2 separate regions of the Homo sapiens genome follow, and region 2 is linked to region 1. Evidence: chromatin loops called from intact Hi-C (ENCODE). Cell type or tissue: natural killer cell. All regions are shown on one strand. Each heading gives the region's core, and the rest is flanking DNA. Links, peaks and the distances in the headings are about the cores only. Region 1 has its middle 14 kb from the start of MFSD6L. Region 2 has its middle 18 kb from the start of NTN1.

The links. Hi-C counts contacts between places; a loop is a spot of excess contacts. Peaks named below come from ENCODE experiments on the same cell type or tissue, not always from the same donor. Only the 100,000 strongest peaks of a DNase experiment are listed, where the experiment ranks them.
Region 2: it touches region 1 in a loop (2.9-fold over the local background); 9 of 110 quality-filtered maps call a loop at or near these places.

Annotation. Positions count from the first base shown.
Region 1 is chr17:8,784,383-8,787,283 of GRCh38, reverse strand. No RefSeq gene overlaps it. Among named protein-coding and RNA genes, the nearest start is that of MFSD6L, 14 kb to the left of the region's middle. In natural killer cell, for the core only: a CTCF peak has its summit at 1,289 (motif pointing right); a DNase peak (open chromatin) is centred at 1,283.
Region 2 is chr17:9,001,733-9,004,633 of GRCh38, reverse strand. It overlaps a transcript of NTN1 not described here. Among named protein-coding and RNA genes, the nearest start is that of NTN1, 18 kb to the left of the region's middle. RefSeq lists an enhancer at 183-812 and silencers at 1,437-1,486, 1,517-1,626. In natural killer cell, for the core only: no CTCF peak of the experiment used is centred there; a DNase peak (open chromatin) is centred at 1,563; H3K27me3 peaks cover 1,148 bases.

The sequences.
Region 1 (2,901 bases), core at 145-2,644:
TCCACTGGCTTTCCACAGCCATGTTCATGAAACCTTTATCTTTTTGCTAGCCTGGCTGTGAAATGGCTTGGAGACATGAGGCTCCACTGGACTGAAGTTCTTTCCAATCCTGGGAGCCTGCGGTGCACGACAGAAACGTGACTGGTGAGGTGTTGCTGTGGTTTGAATATTTGTCCCCTCCAAAACTCATGTTGAAATTTAATCCTCTATGTGACAGTATTGAGAGGTGGGACCTTTAAGAGGTGAATGGTTCATGAGGATGCTGCCATCATGGATAAGTGAATGGGTTAATGAATTAATGGGTTATTATAGGAGTGGGGCAGGTGGCTTTATAAAGAGAGAGACCTGAGCTAGCATGCCTAGCCCCCTCGCCACGTGAGGCCCTGCAACACTTCGGGACTCTGCAGAGAGTCCTCAGCCTGAAGGCCCTCACCAGATGTGGCCCCTTCACCTTGGACTTCTCAGCCTCCGTAACTTTAAGAACTAAATTCCTTTTCTTTCTAAATTACCCAGTTTCAGGTATTCCATTATAAGCAACAGAAAACGGACTAAGACAGTTGTCATCTGCTACAGAAGTAAAACTTAAAATATGACCCCTGGGCAAGTCACTTACCCCACTGGGTCTCAGCTCCCATGTCTGAAAAATGAGGGCCTTGGTCTCTGTGACCTTCTAAGTTTGTGCCTCTCGGCCTTGACGTGATTCCCTCCTTTGGGCCAAGGGCACACCAGCCCTTCTCACCCTGCAGAATAGCATAGCATTCTGGAACCCGAGAGATGCTGGGGCCTGGAATGAAGGTTCATCTCCTTCCCCAGAACCTGGCAGAAAGTTCCTGGTCTGTGTGCAGAAGGACCACATTGAGCCAAGACACCAGCCCTATAGGCCAATCGATCTGCCCTCAAAGCCAGGGTCTAGGGAGTGGTGGGATGAGCCAGAGGGGGCAATCTGTGGTGACTGGAACTTGGTGTCTGGTCGAGGCCTGCAGCATGGGGGGCTACTGCGGAAGGCAGAGGTCTGGGTAGGCACCTTCAGGGCGGGGCACCTTCCTATTGGCACTCAACGTTCCCTTTAGCTTTGTTCATGTCGACCCCCATAGGCTGCAGTTTTGGACACTTGCATCCCCTCTGCCCTTTGCAAGGGGCAGGCCACGCTCTTGGGACTGGAAAGCTATTTTCTGCCTCCACACGGGGGTGGAATGGCTGTAAGCGGGGACTGAAGAGGACTTCTGAAAGCAAACCGGGACAGGAAGGGAGAGGATTCGACCAGGGGTTCCGAAGCTCTCCACCAGGGAGCGCCAAACACAAGGGAAAACTAGCGTCCCTCTTCATTGGGCAAACCTGGTCCCTATTCCCTTCCCAAAGCTGCAGCTCAGGATGAGGCCGGCAACCTGAAGGCCCTTTAGTTCTTGGAGCTTGGAATTACAGAAAACCCCGAGGATCAGGTGCTGCTGCTGAGCTGGCTTTGTGAGAGACAGGAGGCGAGGCCAGGGTCTGGGAAAAGGGAGCAGCTGCAAAGGCTTCCAGTGGAATTGGCAGATCAGCCTGGCCAGCCCAGACAGCCTCTGGCAGCCTTTCCTGAGGATATGGACGACCCTGATGCTACTTTTGTCTTGATCAGTGTAAATGTGAAGAAACAGGATAAATAGCTGCATGTACTTTTTGAGTTTCCTAGGGCTGCCGAGGGACCACCTGAGGTCAGAGTCACAATAATAAAACCAATTTCACAGACCCTCACCTCCTGCTCCTCAGCCCCATCCCCTTCCAAGCCTGGCTGCCCAAATCTCATCAGTGTATATTCCAGTGCCTGCAGAGAGAGGCTCACAAGGATTTACAAATAAGTCCTATCTCACCAGGCACTCACTGGATCTCTGTCACCATGGAAGAGATGAGAAGATTCCAAGAAAATTCCAAGACCCTCCACTATCATATCAACATGTTACAATTTTCCTCTTTCAGGAAGCATGTGGCATCCAGAAACAGTGCTTCTTCCTATTGTTCTTGGCAAATTACATCAAAATCTGTGTGCTCTTAGCCCAGAAAAGAGATGACACTTCCAGGAAGGAGAGAATATAGCACCTGCTTTTGGCTAAAGCCCCTCTTCTCCAAGGTTGTACTGGCAGGTTTTCTAAATTTTGATTAGAGAATAGTGAGAAGCTTGCCCTTGGAGAGGTGAGTTAGGTAAGAGAGCTATGATTGGATGTCACCACTGAACCTACCTGAAATGAGGTAAGAGAGTTGGGAATGGATCCCACCAGAGGCCCATCATTTTTATGGCAAGTCATAAGAGGGATCTGAATGTCTCCCCCCATGACAATAGCTGTCCCATCTTGCCTTGGAGCTTGGCTGTCAGCAGCAAATAAACCTCACTGTGTCTGTCCCTGGGACTAGCGAGTCAGACCAACTCAGGGGCTCAAGGTGTTTGGATATTTGAAGAAGTCTTGCCTTCCACAGAAGACCAGAGGTTGTGTGGTGATATCTGAATTTTGCTTAGCATTGTCTTGAACAGGAACTAAAGAAACATTTCAAGAAGAAAACAATTGCTTTTAAAAACTTAACTCTTCTTTGTCATTTGGTGCTCAGAAATCTTTGTCTCATTGCAAACAAAAGAAACTAAGTAAGGGCAGTCTTGGAAAGAAGACGCACCAGGTACCATTACTGCAGTCATACTGAGGCCCACCACCACCACGACTACCACCAATGGAAACGAGAGATGGGGTTCAGATGTGGATGACAAAGATGTGGATGACAAAGGTCTAGCATCAAAGGACAAAATCAACAGAAGTGAAGAGGCAACCTATGGAATGGGAGAAAATATTAGCAAATCATACATCTGATAAGGTGTTAATATGCAGAATATATGAAGAACTCTTAAAACTCAACAACAAAAAAACAAACAACCTGATT
Region 2 (2,901 bases), core at 115-2,614, 220 kb before region 1:
GCGCGGTCCTCTGGATTAGGGCTGCGGCGGGAGCGCACGATCCCGCTGCACCAGTGGGCTGGGGGTGCCGCAACAGGAAGGCCCCAGCATTCAAACTCCGTAGGCCGTACGTGCCCAACACTTAGCGCGTCACCGGATCCAGAAGGGATCAAAGGATAAAGCCTCCGTCACCCGCTCAGCAGATGTCCCCAGGCGGACCCGAGGGTCCCAACAGGGGTGGCGAGCAGGAGGCCGGGGAAGACACCGTGTCACCTTCCAGGCCGCGAGGGCGACGGGGCTGATAGCACAAGGAACTCGGAATAAAAAGTCTGTGCAGGTCGACCCTGTTTCTACTATCTATGCTTGTGCATTGAACTCCATTCACAATTTGGGAGCCCCAGAAGCTTGCCGTGTCGCCTCGGGCACGCTCCGGAGGGTCTGGGCCGCGGGCCCTCCTCTTTGGCGAACCTCGGGGGTTTTGGACGGACGCTCCCGAGCCCCAGCTCCGCCGTCCGCGCCTTGAGCAGTCGCCTGCGCCTCCTTCTAGATGCGCGTTTGATTTTCTAATCAATCTCTTTGTCCCCTGCGGCCTTCACCCGAGTCTCCAGTTTCCCCGTTTCCCTCGGCCCCCGCCTGGGTCCAGCTCTCGCCCGACTTTCCCGTCGAAGGCACTCGAGTGAGTGATTCCCGGGAGCCGAGGCCGAGGCCGGCGGGTCCGCGGCGCGGGCCGGAGCTGTATGGAAATGGCCAGAGGAGCCGGCGGGCGCGGCGGCGATTTATTCTGGGAGTGACAGCCCCTTTGAGCGCTCGGCGAATGGCATTTTCTGTCTGTGAAAGCCTTTCTTCCCACCTCTGTTCAGATTAGCCCGGGGGATGAATGCACCCATTATCCAGCCCGCTGACCATTCTGAAACGCCAAATTAATTACTAAGCACTGAATCAGGCGCCGGGGCCGGGGCACCGGGAGGTGTGAAAATAGCGAGCGGCTGGAGATGGGGAAAGCGAGGGGTGCAGCGCCGAGGGGGCCGGGCGGGGTGGCCCGGGGCGCGGGCGCGGCAGGGCCGGGGCTGGCTTGGCCGGCCGCCGAGCGCGACCTGCCGGCGTGACCGTGCGCGACCGCGGGGCCAGCGGGCTACAAAGGACCCGGGCGGGCAGGAAGGCGCGGAGCCGGGGTCGCGGCCCGGAGCAGGCTGGGGCTCGCCGGGACCGCGGCCAGAGCGCGCCAAGTGCGCAGGACGCGGGGCTGGGGCTCTGGCGTGCGCCCCTCGCCGCGCACCAGTGCCTACTTTTCCACGCACCGCCCGGGATGGCCGCCCCCAGACGGCCCCGGCCCGCGGCCACCCCCGCCATCCCCGCGCAGGCTCTACGCCGCTCCAGCTGCCCTCCGAGGCCTTCAAGAAAACTTGGGCGCCGCCCTCCGACCGCAGCCCCAGCCAGAGCTTCCCGAGCGCGGGGCAGCCGCGGGCCGCCCCCACCCGGCCGCGACTCGGGATCCGCGGGTGGCACTTACCTCCCCGAGGCGCCGGCGGCAGCGGGAGGCGAGCTCTCCGCGGCTCCCGTTCGAGTGCGCGGGGCACGGAGGAGCGCGCGCCTTTAAGACTCTTCCCCGAGACTCCGCCAGGTGGTGTCACGCCGGCCCGGCCCTCGCGGCTCCTCGCCCCGCGGCCACCCGGCTCCCCTGCCCATCGCGGGCAGAACACCAGCCTCCCGCTCGCACCCTGCGCCCCGCCGCTCGGGCTCCAGTGGAGCTGGGCCAAGATAGGATGCGTGTAACTTGGGACACACAACTATCCAACAGAAAGCCACCCAACCTACACACTCTAGCTTTGGTTTGTCTGGGAGTTGCAGGGGTCTTTTTGTTTGTCTGTTTGTTTGACCGAGTGCTGGGGGTAAAAATGGGGAGGAGAGAGCTGAGAAGTCTGACCCAAGGACGTGCGATCATGTCCCCACTGCCATCACCAGCGACAAACCTCAATTCCATGCTAACTGGTCTTTTTGCCCTTCATCCAAGATGGTCTGCTGACACGCCTCCCCCAATGACCATTAAAATGACTGAAGAGATAAAATAGAGGGAGAACTGTCGCCACTTAACACTAGGGGAATGCGTCATTCACACTCCTGAAACTTAGAAAAGTTTAAGAGGATCCGAGGGATGGCTGAAGGAACTCCACATTCATCAGGCGAGAAGCAGGAGCCGGCCTGGGAATCCCCAGCACAACACTCCCCCGGCGCGCCTCCTCCAAGCTCTGGGTACGTGTGACAGTTCACCCGCGAGGCCGGCGCCTGGGAATCTCTGCCGAGCTTAAGGCTGCTGGAGGACACAGGTTTGCCGGCATAAACTAGGATCCTAGCTTCAGGCCATTATTAAAATTTTACATCATATGCTTGCTCTTTGAAGAATCATTTTTTGACATTGGCATTGTGATTTCAAACTACGTTCATAATTAACTCAGTTTTTCTCTTTTTTTTGGTAGTGGGTGTGTGTGGGGGTGGGGGGCGGTGGTGGCGCAGGTGTGTGTGGGGGCGGGGGGCGGTGGGGGCGCCGGGCCCTGCTCAGTCATCCTGGCTGGAGTGCAGTACAGTGGCGGGATCATGGCTCACTGCAGCCTTGACCTCCCAGGCTCAAGAGATCCTCCCATCTCAGTCTCCCGAGTAGCTGAAACCACAGGTGCATGCCACCACGCCCGGCTAATTTTTAAAACACTTTTTATTTTGTAGAGACAAGGTCTCAATGAGTTGCCCAGGCTGGTTTGGAACTTCTGGCCTCAAGTGATCCTTCCATCTTGGCCTCTCAAAGTGTTGGGAATACAGGTGTAAGCCACTGCACCCAGCCTTCTAACTCAGTTTTTCTGCCTACATTGTTTATTGTCATTTCATTTACGTAAATGACTTCCTCATTCCTGAGTTCCTTACTTTGATTAA